Regions from separate parts of the Homo sapiens genome. Here region 2 is linked to region 1. The links are chromatin contacts, found by Hi-C or POLR2A ChIA-PET in ENCODE. All regions are on one chromosome and are shown on one strand. Each heading gives the region's core, a stretch centred on a gene start or an enhancer-like site at or near the end of the contact. The rest is flanking DNA. Distances are from core to core; before and after follow the strand shown.

Evidence for each region. A loop is a pair of places that touch in the nucleus more often than their neighbours do. ChIA-PET counts read pairs that join two places held with the same protein, here RNA polymerase II (POLR2A). Pooled maps may share reads with other maps.
Region 2: a map of naive thymus-derived CD4-positive, alpha-beta T cell shows a loop between it and region 1 (2.4-fold over the local background). The contact joins the promoter of UBASH3A here to the promoter of ZBTB21 in region 1. A Hi-C loop is called at or near these places in 1 of 168 maps with a recorded cell type or tissue (naive thymus-derived CD4-positive, alpha-beta T cell), 1 of 37 single-sample maps with no recorded cell type and 10 of 50 pooled maps. POLR2A ChIA-PET finds 5 or more read pairs at or near these places in 2 of 52 experiments (CD4-positive, alpha-beta T cell and activated naive CD4-positive, alpha-beta T cell).

The regions. Positions count from the first base shown.
Region 1 is chr21:42,009,110-42,016,973 of GRCh38, forward strand. It overlaps ZBTB21 (zinc finger and BTB domain containing 21), which reads right to left and starts at 1,251. Exons shown (of 3, transcript NM_001098402.2): 1 at 1,143-1,251. It overlaps ZNF295-AS1 (ZNF295 antisense RNA 1), which reads left to right and starts at 85. Exons shown (of 2, transcript NR_119384.1): 1 at 85-475. RefSeq lists silencers at 424-533, 574-883, 1,324-2,063.
Region 2 is chr21:42,399,200-42,407,063 of GRCh38, forward strand. UBASH3A (ubiquitin associated and SH3 domain containing A) reads left to right here and starts at 4,703. Exons shown (of 15, transcript NM_018961.4): 1 at 4,703-4,859; 2 at 7,109-7,162. The coding sequence starts at 4,747.

The DNA of each region.
Region 1 (7,864 bases), core at 1-2,500:
CAGGGCTGTGAGCGCTTGCACGAAAGGAAAAACCCCAGGCCGTGTGAAGTCTAACTTTCCCCGTCCTCTCGGTCAGGCAATCCCACCGGGGCACCTGTCTAAAAACACCCCGCCTCCGAACGCGCGCTCTTGCGGAATTCTCCCGAACCGCAGAGCCCTCGTGGCTGGGACCGCATAGCAACCGGGGGCAGAGTGCGAGCCCCCAGCGGTGTGCTGGGATGGAAAAGCAGGAGCCGCTGAGGATGGACTACGGGGCGTGTTCCCGAAAAGCCGGGAAGAGATGTGGCGGGGCTGCCGCGGGCGTCTCTAAGGCCGGCACGGGTGGCGTCTTGACTCCCTGCCCCTCCAGCCGCGGACCTCGGACGGGGGGAAGGGGGCTCCTCCAAGCGGGGAGACGGTCGCCGGCCGAGCAGCAGGGCTCCTGGCCGGCGGAGGGTGCTATGCTCTGCGGGACCGCCGGGAAGTCCCAGACAAGGTCTGCGGGGGCTCTGGAGGAAAAAAAACGCGCTGTGAGGTCCAGGCGTCCGCGGGAGGGGCCGGGGGCGGGGAGGGAGCGTCCAGCGGGCACCGAGCGGTCACGCTCCGGCCACCGGGCCGAGGACGGGGCGGCGGGGCTAGGTCCCGGACCGTGAAGGGAGCGGCGGGTCGCGGCAGGTGCGGGGTCCCCAAGGCCGCCGGCCAGCTTCCGCGCACACCCCGCGGCCCGGGCCGCCGGCCCCCAACCCCTGCCCGGAACAGGAGAACGCGCCCTTCTCCACGAGGCGTTTCAACCGCTCCGCGCGAGGGGCGCGCGCCTGGGCCAGGCGTGTCCCCTACCCCAGGGGCAGCTCGGCCAGGGTGAAGAGTGAAGCCCGTGAGGGAATGGAGCATGCGCATTCGCGAGGGCGAGGCCAAGTGCTGGCAGGGAGCGTGCGCAGTGTGAAGGTACAATCGGCTACGTGGGAACCCGGGACATGCTCGGTGAGCGCCCAGGTCCCGCGCACGCGCAGAAGCGCTCGGAGCCCGCAACCCGCTGGTGGAGAAAAAAGAGGAGAGAAATCACCTCAGAGTTACGTCAGGAAAGGCCGCGTTTTGCGGGGAGGCTGTAGCCTCCCAAGGAGCCCCGCAGTTCTCCTAGAGCTAGGGGCGTGACAGTTACTCACCGGTCTTCAGTCTCGAGGCAGACGCCGGGCCCCTTTCCGCTCACACTCGGCTCGCGCGCGCCGCAGCCGCCGCTGCCGCTGTGATTCCATCCATCTTGAATTTGACGTCATCCCACACCAGGGATGAGGTCATCGCAGGCATCGCTCGTCACGTGCGCGGCACTCTGATTGGGCGCCGGGCGCCGGAGGGCGGGGCGGGGGGGGGGCCTCGCGGCGCAGGGGGACGGGGGAGGGCGGGCCTGCCCGGAGCCGCGCGCCGAACGGACGCTGCCGCGCTGCAAGCCCGCGCTCTCGGTCCATGAGGGGAGCCTGCGGCGGCCGTTAGGGGAGGCGGCCGGGCTGGGGGCCACGGCGAGGAGGCTGAGCGCCCCGGCCGGGTGGAGTCCGTCGCGGCGAGGAGCGCGCCGATTCTCAGGGGACTTTGCCGCCTGCCGGAGGCGCCCTTGCTGCGGGGTCGCCCCGGGTCATTCGGCCGCGGTCCTGCCCAGCTGGGCCGCCAGTAGTCCCCGCTTCCGGCGCGGCGGGATGCGTGGCGCGAGCGCTTAGTCCCTCGGAGGGGAGGACGCGCTCCCGTTCACCGGTGGACGGCGGGCGACTCCCCGAGCCGACGACCCCGACAGCGACGGGAGCGACGCGCGGCTTTCTGACGGGCGCGGGCGGCGAGCGGGGCCCTGCGGTCCTCGGGTCGGCGGCAGACGCTCCCGGCCCGCGAGGAAAGCCCGCGGGAGGCGGCTCCTGCCGCTCGCTAGTCGCTCAGAGCGCTTCCATTTCCTCCTCCCGACGCAACCTGGCCACCTGGCCCCTGGGCGGGGACCCGGCGGCCGCGGCCAGGGCGTCCGGGCTCGTTCGCCGCGCAGATGGGGGTCGGTCCTGACCCCCGCCGGGGCGTCCACAGCGGCCCGCAGGCAGCCGGAGACTTCGCATAGTGCCCGGCTCATCGGAGGGCTGTGATCTTTTTTTTTTTTGCAGAAATATTACAACTCCACTGATGAGAAAACTCACTTCGCTTTCAGTCAAAACCAGAAATTAGATAACAGAAATGCCACACTGTCAACACCGACCGGGAGGAAAGCCTCGCTGGCGGAGACCGCTCAAGGGAGCCCTCCGCGCGTTCTCCCAGCCCGGGTCGCAGGTGGAGGGGGAGTGCCTCCTGCAGGGACGGTTCTCCCGCAGACACTCAAACTCCGGGATGTAAAACCCCTGTTAATAATTGTCAGGGGTCTGTTAATTGCCAAATACAGTTTTTGAAAGTTGTATGCACTAGGTAAAATAATTTATGTAATGTTTGGAAGTATGTGAAAGACAGACATTAGATTGATACAAATTAAAAATTTGTTGCCAAATTAACAGCTCTGTTGTAGATTATTAGTTTGACTAATTTTAAGAGGACTCTTAGTCTTACATAAAGAATCTTGCACCTAAAAATTTTCTCCTACAACTTTAAAACACTTTAAATTTTTTTTTTTTTTTCCTGAGATGGAGTCTCTGTCAGTCCCAGGCTGGAGTGCAGTGGCATGATCTCAGCTCACTGCAGCCTCCACTCCCTGGCTCAAGCCATCCTCCCGTCTCAGCCTCGGCAGTAGCTGGGACTATAGGTGCATCCGTCACACCTAGCTGATTTTTGTATTTTTGGTAGAGATGGAGTTTCACCATGTTGCTCAGGCTGGTTTCAAACTCCTGGTCTGAAGCAATCCACCCGCCTCAGCCTCCCAATGTGCTTGGATAACAGGTGTGAGCCACCATGCCCAGCCTAAAGAGTGTCTGTATTTTGAACTGTATGGTGGAAAAGCACAAAGTGACTGTTCTGAAGGTAGAAGGCAACAGTGATTATAAGTCTTAAAAGAACCTTGAGTTTTAGGTTCCCCTGTGATTAGGCTGGGGGAGTGTGTGCTGTTATCCTAGTTTTATAGGTGAGAAAACTAGTACTGGCTTTACCGCATGCTGGAAGCAGCCTCCCTTGAGCGATCCCTTTCTAGCCACCTGCTTAGCTGTTTTTTTGTTTTGTTTTGTTTTTTGTTTTTTCAACCTTCCTCAGGACGATACACATTGGTGTCTCTGCTTTGAGCTATATGATCAGGCTTTTGGCCTCACCATTTCACTGGAATTGACCTGACTGCCAAATCTGGCAGAAACCGTTGCATCTTTCAGTTGCTCTCTTTGATTTGTGACACGCTTCCAATTGCTTCAGCAGTGATTGCTTCAGTTACGCCTCATTCCCTGGATTTCCCACCTCTTGGCTGACTGCTCCTCCTGGGCCGGCTGTGTTGGCCCTTCTGCCCCTGCCCATGCTCGCACTGGGTTTCTTGGCACACACACCCTATGCAGTCTCATCCATGCTTGGAACATATGCCCAGTTGCTGGAGCCAGGAATGTGGGCACCATGGTGGGCTCCTCCCTCACTTCCAGTATTGGGTCTATCCCCAAGTCCTGTCCGTCCGACCTCCTCAGTGTTTCTCTGGTAACGTAACCGCTTAACTGCTCTCCCAGCCTCCAGGTTTCCTCCTTTAATCCACTCTCACATTACAGCCAAAGCGATTTTTCTAAACAGCAAAAGGGATCATGCCACTCCCTTGCATAGGGTTTAATGGCTCTCCATTGCCTAGGTGAGAGTTCAAACCACAACGCACAAGTGCCTGAGGACTTGGCCCAGCCTCTCCCATCTTTCCCCCACCTCCACTCTGACATGCAGGCCTCTAAACTAGTCTTGCTCTGTCTCTTGCCTCTGGGCTTCTGGGCTTCAAGTGTGTTGTCCCTTCTGCCTGAGCTATTGCCCCCACCACTACCACCCTGTTTTAATGGGATAATTTCATCTTGATTGGTGTTTCTTCCTCCAGGATTCCACCACCTCCCCACCCCACCTGACTGGCATCTTCTCAGCTGTATCTAGGGTTGGTGCTCCCTCCTCTGTGCTCCCATAACACCTGGTGCAGGTTTTGTTGACACCACTTGTGTAGGTGATGTTGGATTTGCCAGCCAGCACCCTCTCATCCGCCCTGCAGGTTTCTTGTTTGCCTCTGCCTGCCCAATGCCTGACTTTCAGTCTAAATTCCTTACCTCTTTCAGCTTCTGGTGGCTGCCAGCATTTCTGAGCTTGTGGCTGTATCACTCCAATCTCTGCCTGTGTGTTCACATGGCCTTCTTCTGTCTGTCAAATCTCCCTCTACTTCTTAGTGTTAGCCGTACACTGAAGCACCCCAAACAGGATCTCTCACACCATAGACACATATGTTCTTTTATACAAAATGCACATTGTTTATGCAGCCACCTCATTAGACACCCTGCGGACAACCCACAGCTGTGCACACAGCAAGCTCACAGCTGGACTTCCTATCGACATTCTATCTGCCCTTGAACCATTTTTTCCATCCTTGACTGTGTCCTACTTAATTAAAGATGCTGCTGTCTGCCTTGCTACCCAAGCCAGAAACTTGACGGTTATTTCTCAATGTCTGCATTCAACTGTCACTAAGTCCTATCAATCTACCTCTTAAATGCCACTTAAACCTGTCCTTACCAGCCTTATTTCAGCTGTTTCTGGCCTGCAGCAGCTCTGTCCAATCTGTAGCCATTGCAACCAAGTTCCTGCCTCAGTTTTGCTTCCTTCCCTTCCCAGCCTAGTGCGTTTTCAATCAAATTTATCTTTCCAAATGCAACTCGGGTTAACTTGCATTGGTGCTGTATACCCACCCACCCTCCCATGTGGCTTGCAGATGCCTGCGGCCTCATAGCTGGGCATGGCCTGTCCAGTGCTGCCAAGGTGGCTTTGCTTTCTGCTTGCCTCGCCTTTGCCAACCCCTCTAGCCATGTAGTCTGGCATAGGCACTTCCTGGGATGGCCTTTTCCTATTCAATCTGCAGGCAAATCCAATTTCAAGTGTCAGACCGAGGCTGCCTCCCTCTGCGCTTCAGTGATTCCACTATACCATCTATTTCACCTATTCCCATCTGCTCAAAGGCCGGTTTCTCCACTAGTTTGCATGCCCCTTGGCACAGAGACCATGTCTGTTAACTTGTGTATGCCCGGAGCTTTGGACCTGTTGCTAGGGCTGTGTCCTGGGCCATCTGTTCCCGATGGCTAGAGTTTTCTCTCTGAAACTGTTACAGTGGTAGCCGATTCTCCAGTGTTCATGCTGTTAAGTTGGTTTGCATTTCTTATAACAAAAAAAAACACAGCCCTTTTATAATTTGGGGGAGGGAAGTCTCTATGGGGTTTAACATATCTGCTTCTTCATATTTGGAAGCGGGAAGTTTTAATCAGCTGTGATTCTCTTAACCATCATTTCATTGGAATGGGTACCTGGCTGTCCAGATTTGCCCAATCTATGGGTTGGGTGGTTATCTCTTTAAAAAATTCATTAGTTTCCTGTGGCTGCTGTAATAGCTTTCTACAAACTTGGTGGGTTAAAACAATAGAAACTTACTCTTTTACAGTTCTGGAGGCCAGAAGTCCGAAATTGGTCTTATGGGATGGAAATTCAGGTGTGAGCAAGGCCACACTTCCCTTGGAGGATATAGAGAAAGTGCCTTGCTTTCAGCCTCTGGTGGCTGCCAGCATTCCTGGGCTTGTGGCTGCATCACTCTGATCTCTGCTTCTGTGTTCACATGACCTCTTTTCTGTCTGTCAAATCTCCCTCTACCTGTTTCTTTCTTTGTTTTGTTTTGTTTTGTTTTGTTTTTGTTTTAGACACCTGGTCTTGCTCTGTTGCCTAGGCTGGAGTATAGTGGTGCACTTATAGTTCATGTAACCTTGAACTTCTGGGCTCAAGTGATCCTCCAGCCTCAGCCTCCCAAGTAGCTAGGCCTATGGGTGTGCACCACCACACCTGGCCTTCTCTGCCTCTTTCATAAAGGGACACTTGGGAAGGCATTTAGGGCCTACCAGGAGAATCCAGCATGATCTCCCCATCTCAAGATCTTTTCATTTAATTACATCTGCAAGACCCTTTTTTCATATAAGGTAACATTGGAGGTTTCAGAGATCAGGACTTGATATCTTTAAGGGTCATTAGTCAGCCTACTGCAGATAAGAACAGTATTCCTGTGTAGCGGCATGGGAAGGCCTTTGAAAAGTATGTGAAACAGAAAAAGAAAAAAGAGAAGAGAATGGGAAGTGGGGAAAGTGAGGAAGGTAGTAACACTTTGGGTTGCTGTGTAAATGGTTTCCAACAACCACCTTCACAGTGAATATCACTCCGCGTGCTCAGAACTGGAGTGCCCCGGGCCATAGTGCCTCTTCAGCATGGTTGAAGTTGGGTGGGATTAAGTGTTGATCACACTGGGTTCTCATAATTGAGAAGCCCTATCTGTAAACATTATCATAAACAAAAAGTGGTACTAAGCTTAAGGACCTCCCAGCCAGAAGCATTAGTGCTGGTTTTCTCCAAAGGCCGTAATTGCCTCTTCCTCTCTCTTCTCGCCACCCCATCCTTGTTCTTGAAGAGCAGATGCCTGGAGGATATCCTTCCAGTTCAGCATACAAACGCCACCAATAATACTTGGATGGCATTAGATCCACACCAGTTTCTAAGAAACCCTTTTGTCTTAAGATTGGGAGAGGACTGTGTGTGTGTGTGTGTAATAACAGTAGTAATTCTATTTGATTATAAACTTTGTATGAATTAAGAAAATTCTTATGTGCTATTCCTTAAGTTGCTATCATGAAAGGTAAGGAAGACCGTTGCATTCAGATCTGCACCATGGGCATCCTTTGGTTAAAAAAAAGATGGATTCCACATCCCCAAAGCTGTGAAGTGGGGTGAAGAGTGACTGCTTCTGTTGTTACAATTATCTGCTACATGTCCTCAACTGTGATCCCATCTGCACCGTGATCCTGCTTTTTAGGAATAATTCCCATTTTACACACCAGGAAAGGGGGCTACCCCTTTCTACCCTCAAGGACTGTAAAGGTGACTACCAGATGATCTCTAACCTCAAGGAAATGGCACCAGCTCTGTCTCCTGGAAATAGACACAAACTATTGATACAAGTGGGAAATGCTTGGAGACATGTATGCTCTCAAGGTTATGAGGCACAGAGGAGGGGAGACTCTTCTGCCTCTGCCAGGGACCCAGATGCAGCTGGCCTGAGCCTGGAGATGGTGGTGCCAGGCCTTGGTCCTCTCAGTGCATCGAGCTCCCTGGGCCGGGGCCTGACGAGGACGAGTGCTGAAGTCCATCAGTTACCCCCTTCCATGCAGTGGCCACAAAAAAAGCGGGGGCAGCTTTGCCCCAGACAGAGGCTTTGCTGATTCCTGGACAGGCCTGAGGGGGCTGACAGTGGCTGCTCTGGGTTCACAGCCTGGGACATCAGACTGTGGGCGAGAATGGTGAACTCACCAGAAGGCATTCGTCTACGTGGCCTTTTCCAAACGGAAGCACGGATGGTGCATCTGCAAGGCGAATGGTGGTGTTTCTTTCCCACGATGTTCTGAGCAGCCAAGGCCGTTTGTTCAGTTTGGATATCAAGCTTCACGAGCCCCTGCACACATAATGCATCAGTGGTGAAAAGTACTCACTAAATTATCCGATCCAAAAGCTATTAAAAAACAACAACAACGCATAGCTGGTTTTTGTTTGTTTTTGCTTTTAAATCTTGGAGATTTTAGAGCTTTACTCCTTTTGTTAAGAGTCAGCCTTGTTGACTCATGAATCACCTGATTGAGAAAGACGTGAATGTGCGTTTAGATTTGATTTAAAAAGCGTTTGCTGTACTTTTTTATTTCCA
Region 2 (7,864 bases), core at 3,453-5,952, 390 kb after region 1:
TCAAATTCAAGATAAATCATTTGATTGTGGAATTATTTCATCTTTTGAATTCCTCAAAGAAAAAGGATAATGAAGTGTGTGGACATTATGCTAAATGAAATAAGCCAGACGGAGAAAGACAAATACTGCAGGATCGCACTTATATGTGGAATCTTAAAAAAAAAAAAAAAAAAAAAAAAAAAAAAAAAAAAAAAAAAAAAAAGTTGAATACATAGAGAATAAAGTGGGGTTCTCAGGGGAGGGTGTAGGGGCAGGAAATGGAGAGGTGTGGATCAAAGGGTGCAAAGCTGCAGATGTGTAGGATGAAGAAGTCCAGAGACGGAAGATACAGCTGACAGCCAGAGGTATAATATCTTATTGAATACTGAAAATTTGCCCACAGCAGATTTTAGTTTCGGTTACCATGAAAAAAAAGTAAAAAAAGTAACAATGCAAGATGATAGATATGTTAATTTGCTTGATGACAGCGCTCATTTCACTATTATGAATATAGCAAAACATCCCATTGTACACCTTAAATACGTACAGTAAAAAGAATATTATTATTATATTTATTTATTATTATTATTATTATTTTGAGACTGTCTCACTCTGTCACCCCGGCTGGAGTGCAGTGGCGTGATCTCAGCTCACTGCAAGCTCTGTCTCCCAGGTTCACGCCATTCTCCTGCCTCAGCCTCCCAAGTAGCTGGGACTACAGGCTACCACCCTGCCCGGCTAATATTTTTGTATTTTTAATAGAGACAGGGTTTCACTGTGTTAGCCAGGATGGTCTCGATCTCCTGACCTTATGATCCGCCCACCTCAGCCTCCCAAATTGCTGGGATTACAGGCATGAGCCACCGCGCCCGGCCCCAAAAGAATATTATTTAAAAATCAGGCAGGGCACAGTGGCTCACACCTGTAATCCCAGCACTTTGGGAAGCTGAGGCAGGTGGATCACCTGAGGTCTGGAGTTCCAGCCGGGCCAACATAGTGAAACCCCATCTCTACTAAATATATAAAAATTAGCCAGGCATGGTGGTGTACGCCTGTAGTCCCAGCCACTCGGGAGGCTGAGGCAGGAGAATCACTTGAACCCAGGAGGCAGAGGTTGCAGTGAGCCTAGATCATGCCACCGCACTCCAGCCTGGGTGACGGAGTGAGATTCTGCCTCAAAAAAGTGAAAATAAAACTATACAAATAAATATCACAATATGCTCACATTTAATGGTGAAATATTGAGACCTTGTCCTCTGAAATGGAGAGTTATACAAGAAGGTGCACTAGTACCACATCTGTTCAACATTTGACTTGGGTTCCAAGTCAGTGCAATAAAGGCAAAAAAAATAGAAGGAACTATTATGCGTAGAGCTGCCATGAACATTCATAGACCAATCTTTGTGTGGACACACGTTTTCATGTATATTTACCTTTATAAGAAACCCTCCAAATGTTCCCCAAAGTGGTTGGACAGTTACGCATTCCCACCAGCACAGTGTGAGAGCTCCTGTTACTCCCCAGCCTTGTGTAAACCTGGTATTTTCCATTTTAGCTCTTCTGGTGGGTGTGCTGTGGAATCACATTGCGGTTTTAATTTGCATTTCCCTGATGACTAATGATGTTGAGCATCTTTTCATGTCTATGTATATATCTTCTTTTTAAAAGTATCTTTTTTGATACTTTGCCCATTCTTAAAATAGATGCTTGTTTTCTTATTATTTGTTATAAGTATATATAAAATATTCTGTATATTCTAGAAACAAGTCCTTTGTCAGCTATATGTATAGTGATACTTTCTCCCAGTCTGTGGTTCACCTTATTATACTCTTTAAGATGTCTTTCAAAGAGCAGAAGTTTTCAACTTTGGTGAAGTACAGTTCATCAACTTTTTCTTTTGTTGGTTTATTCGCTTTATGTCCTAAGAAAGTTTTGCAAACTCCAACATAGCAAACATTTTTTTTCTAGGTTTTCTTAAGGAGTTTTATAGTTTTAGCATTTACATTTTGAGTTAATTTTTGTATATAATGTGAGGTAAGGGTTGAGGTTCGTTTTTCCTCCTACCAATATGCAGTTTTCCTAGCACTAATTTTTTTTTTTTTTTTTTTCAGACAGGGTCTCATTCTGTCACCCAGGCTGGAATGCAGTGATGCAATCACAGCTCATTGCAGCCTCGATTTCTTGGGCTTAAGCCATCATCCCACTTCAGCCTCCTGAGTAGCTGGAACTAATGCCACCATGTCTTTTTTTTTTTTTTTTTTAAGAGACGGAGTCTCACTCTGCTGCCCTGGCTGATCTCAAACTCCTGGGCCCAAGTGATCCTCCCACTTTGGCCTCCCAAACTGCTGAGATTATGGGCTGAGCCTCTAGCACCATTTATCAAAAGCATTATCCTTCCCCCATTGAATTTCATTGGCATCCTTGTTGAAAATCAATTGATTGTAGGTGTGAATCTTTTTGCACTACCCAATGACACACTATGACACACCATGGCAACCTGATTTGTAAATGTTTATGAAAAAGCAAAGGACAAAACCAGAGGGTTTAGCACTATAGTGATTAAAACAGTGTAGAATGGGCACAAAGAGGGACAAATCAAACAAGAGAGCACACAAGTTAGAAAAAACTAATCCATATACAGTCACTTGATTTACAATAAGCCTCCTACTGCAATTCACTGGGCAAAGGATAGCCCTTTCAATGCGGAAGTAGATGAAAGTTTACCCCTACCTCACACCATACACAGAATGAATTCAAATGGATCATAGAGCTAAATATGAAGAGCAAAAGTAGCAAAACTTCTAGAACAAAACATAGATGATCTTCATCGATGTTGGATTAACAACAATCTCTTGAACAGGATGCAGAAAACTCTAACCAGAGTTCCCACAAATTGATAAGAAAAGCAAACACCCTAGTGAAAAAAAAAAAAGAGCAGAATATCTGAACAGGAACTTCCCCAGAGAGGATATTCAAATGGGCAATAAGCCTGTGAAATGGTGCCCAATATCATTATCCCTCAGGGAAATACAAATGGGAACCACAGGGAGATACAACTACACACCACCCCCACCACAGAGTGGCTAAAATTAGGGACTGATAATATTAAGTGTGCATGAGGATATAGAGCTTTGTACAACTGCTTGGCAGTTCCTAATGGAGTTTCACGTGCTCTGTGATCCAACAACCCCACTCCTAGATGCACACCTAACAGAAATGCATGCACAAGGCACTCAAAGACACATACAAGAACGTCCTCAGCAACATTAGTTACAATAGCAAAACAACCGAAAACTTCCTGAATGCATATCAACAGAGAAATGGATAAATGAATTATGTTATATTTATTTTATTTATTTATTTTTGAGCTGGAGTCTCACTCTGTCCCAGGCTGGAGTGCAGTGATGCAATCTTTGCTCACTGTAACCTCCACCTCCTGGGTTCAAATGATTCTCCTGCTTCACCCTCCTGAGTAGCTGGGATTACAGGCATGCACCACCATGCCCAACTAATTTTTGTATTTTTTAGTAGAGACAGGGTTTCAACATGTTGGCCAGGCTGGTCTCGAACTCCTGACCTCAGGTGATCCACCCCCCCCTTGGCCTCCCAAAGTCCCAAAGTGCTGGGATTACAGGCGTGAGCCACCACGCCTGGCTGGTATATTTATTAATCAAATACTACACAGCAATAACAGTGAACTAACTGTGGCTACAAGCAATAATGTGGATAAATTTTACAGGCATAATTTGAGGAAAAAGAAATGAGATATGATAGAGAATATGCTATATGGTTCTATTTACATAAGGCTCAACCACAGGCACAATTCATATACAAGTGATACAGCAGTTTACTTTCTGGGGGAGGGAGGAGATAACTGGAGGAGGCTGAGCTGGGGGCAGAGGTGCATCTGAGGTTCTGAGAATGTTCCAGAGCAGGCTATCTCCACCTTGGCACTAGTGAAATTTTGTTGGGGAGACTGTCCTGGGCACTGTGACATTCCCGGCCTCTACCCACTAGTGCCGGTACCACGATGTCCACCCCACCCACCACCACCCCCGCCTCATTTTGGAAACAAAAATGTCTCCAGACATTTCCAAATGTCCCCTTGGGTGGAGGAGGTACAAAATTCCCCTGGTTGCCCTGTTTGATTTTGGGTCGTGGGGGAATTAGGGGTGTGGGCTCATTTATGGAAATTCCTTGAGCTATACACATATGATTCATCAACTTTTCTGTACACATATAAAGCTTTTAAAGTTTTTAAAATAAAAAAACAAGTCAATGAATGACTGAAAGAACCAGTAAGTTTTCCAGCAATCCGAGACAATAGATAGAGTGGGGTTTAATGTCTTGTTCACAGACAAGGAGACTGGGATCCAGGGTGGGTCAGGGCAGGGGGCCAGCAGGATCCAGGAGGGAACTCATTCCCTGACTTCTCCTCCGCTTCCTTCCCCCATGCTCTCACGCATTCTTGCTCCCGAATACTAGCCAAGTCCCTACAGAGGCTGATCCCGTGCAGGGGCTCGGTTGGACCTTTAGCCTCAAACTCCCGTGGTGGAAACAGTTAGGATTGGTGGACGCTGCACCCAGCATCCTGCAAACAGAATTCTGAAAACTGATATCTCATGCAAACAGGATATCAACTTTTGTCAGAAAGATCAAAAAGAGCTTGAGGTTTTTCTTCACAGCCTCAGCCTTGCCTCTCCCCCTCTTGCTTTATCTCCTCATTTCTGTGTGCAGGCGAGCTTCTTGGCCTAAGGGCAGGAAGAGATGGCAGCGGGGGAGACGCAGCTCTACGCCAAGGTCTCCAACAAGCTCAAGAGCCGCAGCAGCCCCTCGCTCCTGGAGCCCCTCCTGGCCATGGGCTTCCCGGTGCACACCGCGTGAGTACTGCCCAGAGACCCCGGGGCCCAGCCAGTAAGGCTGGTGCCAGACCCTGCTGCGGCCCCCGGCATGGAGCTGCAGGGGTGTAGGGTACGGCTTCCTGCCAAAGCAGTGCACCTTGCAGGGTAAGACACTGCCTCTTCACAGGGCCCTCTTCTGCTTCTCGTAAATGAGGTGATCTTGACCAAGCTTGTCCAACCCACATGAGGCCCAGGACAGCTTTGGGCTTAAGCCATCATCCCACCTCAGCCTCCTAAGGCTGCCCTGTTCAATTTGTGTTGGCTGCCCAACACAAATTGGTAAACTTTCTTAAAATATTATGAGATTTTTTTTTTAGCTCATTAGCTATTATTAGTGTTAGCGTATTTTATGTGTGGCCCAGGGAGGCACAAGAATACCCCTGATATTCTTGACCTTTTAAAGACCAGCTCGGCTGGCTGACTGGGGGACCCTGAAATTTGTGAAAATCAGAAGCCATGTATTACTCTGGGTGCCCCATTTTGGGGGTTTGGAGGAGATTGGGGCCTGGTTGTAATCTCTTTGTGTGCAGCTCAGTGACTCTGAAAGTGGCGTTTCAAGATATTCAAACTCTAACGTGAAAGGCCCCAAAGCCCGCTGAGTCTCTAACACTGGGACCAACTGTCAGCAGGGCTGTGCTTCCACGCTGCCCGGGGAAAGTCACTTGTCCTCAGAGACAATCCCTTGAGTGTCTGATAACGAAACAAATGGGTAGGAAACTTCAGACACAGTGTGAGCGCGACCCTGCTTACCCAAGGGAAAGGCCTGCATGTGGAAGAGCTTAGCCTTCAGAGTTACCACTCTCGGAGAGGGAGGCCACGACACCAACATTGGGTTACAGCTTTCATGGCAAACCAGTGCCTTAAATCTGACCCATTCATTTTTTCACATGGAAAAATGTATCAGAAACACACTTTAAATCTGACCCATTCATTTTTTCACATGGAAAAATGTATCAGAAACACACTTTAGGTAACTTTGGGTTGGGGAAGGAGCTAAACTTTCCTTCCACACTATAACAAAAGCTTGGCCAAATTGGGTGAAGTAACTCTGAAGCTAGACAAACCCATTTCTTCTCCCCAAATCAGGGCTTTGTCGTCACTGTTATGTTCAAGCTAAGCCAGGGGCCTTTGAATGGGGAGTGGGGTCAGGCATGTGCAGGGCGGCCACCGGGCACCGTCCAGGCATTACAGACAAGGCAGCTTTTGTCCACTGCTCACCACCCAGTGCAGGCAGGACACTGGGCCCAGAGAGTGCATTAGTGGCGGAGGTGGAACCCGAACCAGCTTTCCATGCCTTTGAAGGAGTCCACGCTGGATTTTACTACTAAACGTATAGCATGGACTTCTACTCAAAATTCCTTCCAGTTTAAACATTAAGCACATGTTGGAGGAAGAGAAATGTGTGTTAATTTCCCCACACCAGAGCACCTCATAGTAAGTGCCCTGCACCAAGGCTGCCTTGTTCAAACCTCTCCAGGTGGCCACAGCCCCATCGGTGCCCACCCAAATAGCAGCATTCGGCATCATGTGGTGGGTTCCTCATGGACGCCCGCTGTTTCCAGTCTGCATTCCTGATAAATTACCTTTGCTATATTCCATTCTGTTTCATTTGGTCCAGTTCTGCCCAATTCAATGCAATGTACTTACGTCCCGGGTTACCGTGATGAATAAGACTCAGTCCTGTGTTCAGGGAGTTCTTGGTCTAGCAGGGGAGAGCCGTGGGTGCAAGGGGACTGTGTAAGCCGTAACAAGTGCCTGCCTGGGTGCTTTGGAAAGGGCTGTTTCCCAGCAGAGAGGTGTGGGAGGCGAGCCTGGGGATCAGGGTCGCTGATGCTGGGGTGAGGAAAGCGTGTGTCCGAGCCAGGGGCACGTTCCGCAGGGTGGGTCCATTTGATCTAGGCAGTGGGGGGGGGGGGGGCAGGCCAGGGAGAGGGATTGCAGGAGCGGGCGGAGGTCAGGTCCTCAGCCCTGAGACCCCGTGCCAAGGGCTGAAGCGGGTAGCCAGGGAAGGACAGTGAGGGGGAGGTGTGAGCTGGTCAGCATTGTCCAAAACCACGATGGCAGCACTCAGGGGACAGGCGCTAGAACTTCCAGCTGGAAGTTCAGCATCAGGCCCTCTTCAGAGCACCCCCCAAAGATCCTGGGTGTGCAAGGCCACACCCTGCCTCTCTGACCCTTTTCCCAAGAATGGGCGACGTGACTTTGTGTCTGTGTCTGCTCTTCTGCAGGCTGAAAGCGTTGGCAGCCACGGGGAGGAAGACGGCGGAGGAGGCCTTGGCCTGGTGAGTGCAGCTGCTTCTGTAGACCCAGGGGCGTTTGGGCTGAATTCCCTGTGCCTAAGGACTCCCTCCCACCAGGGCTGATACCAGGAAGAGCCGGGCGCCTCTGGGTGGGATGGGGCCACTGCGGAAGTGAAACAAAATAACCTCCCTGCCTACCCATAGTGCACTGAGGGAGGGGCACAGGGCTTTGGTTAACCATGGAAAGAGAAAGAGAGAACTCTGAACAAGGCTTTCTTCACTTACAAACCTGATTCAATCCAATTTGACTGCCAAGAAGAACAGGTTCATGTGCTTTGTTGAGTAAATGGGGAAGACATGATTGTTGTGTTGTGATAAGCACGTAAATGAGGGTAATTGTTAGAATAAAGTAATTAGGTTAAAAATGGTAACATTTGGGTTTATATTAGTACTGCTAATATTCAGCCTATTTCAGTAATTGAAGAGCAGGCTGGGATTTTGCATACTTGTGTTTGATTATGTCCTCCTCAACTGCCTACTACGATGGATAAGATTGAGATAGATAGGAGGATGTTTGTGTTTATTGATGGAAAGATTTGAGACATAATTGACATCTTTGCTGATAGAGACTAGCGGCCACCATGCTCTCGGGCTGCCTCTGAGGGGAAGGGAGTTTACTGGTGGTCATGAAGCCAGGTGTGTGGGTCTAAGGGTGCCAGGTGTGTGGGTCGGGTGAGGGCTCTG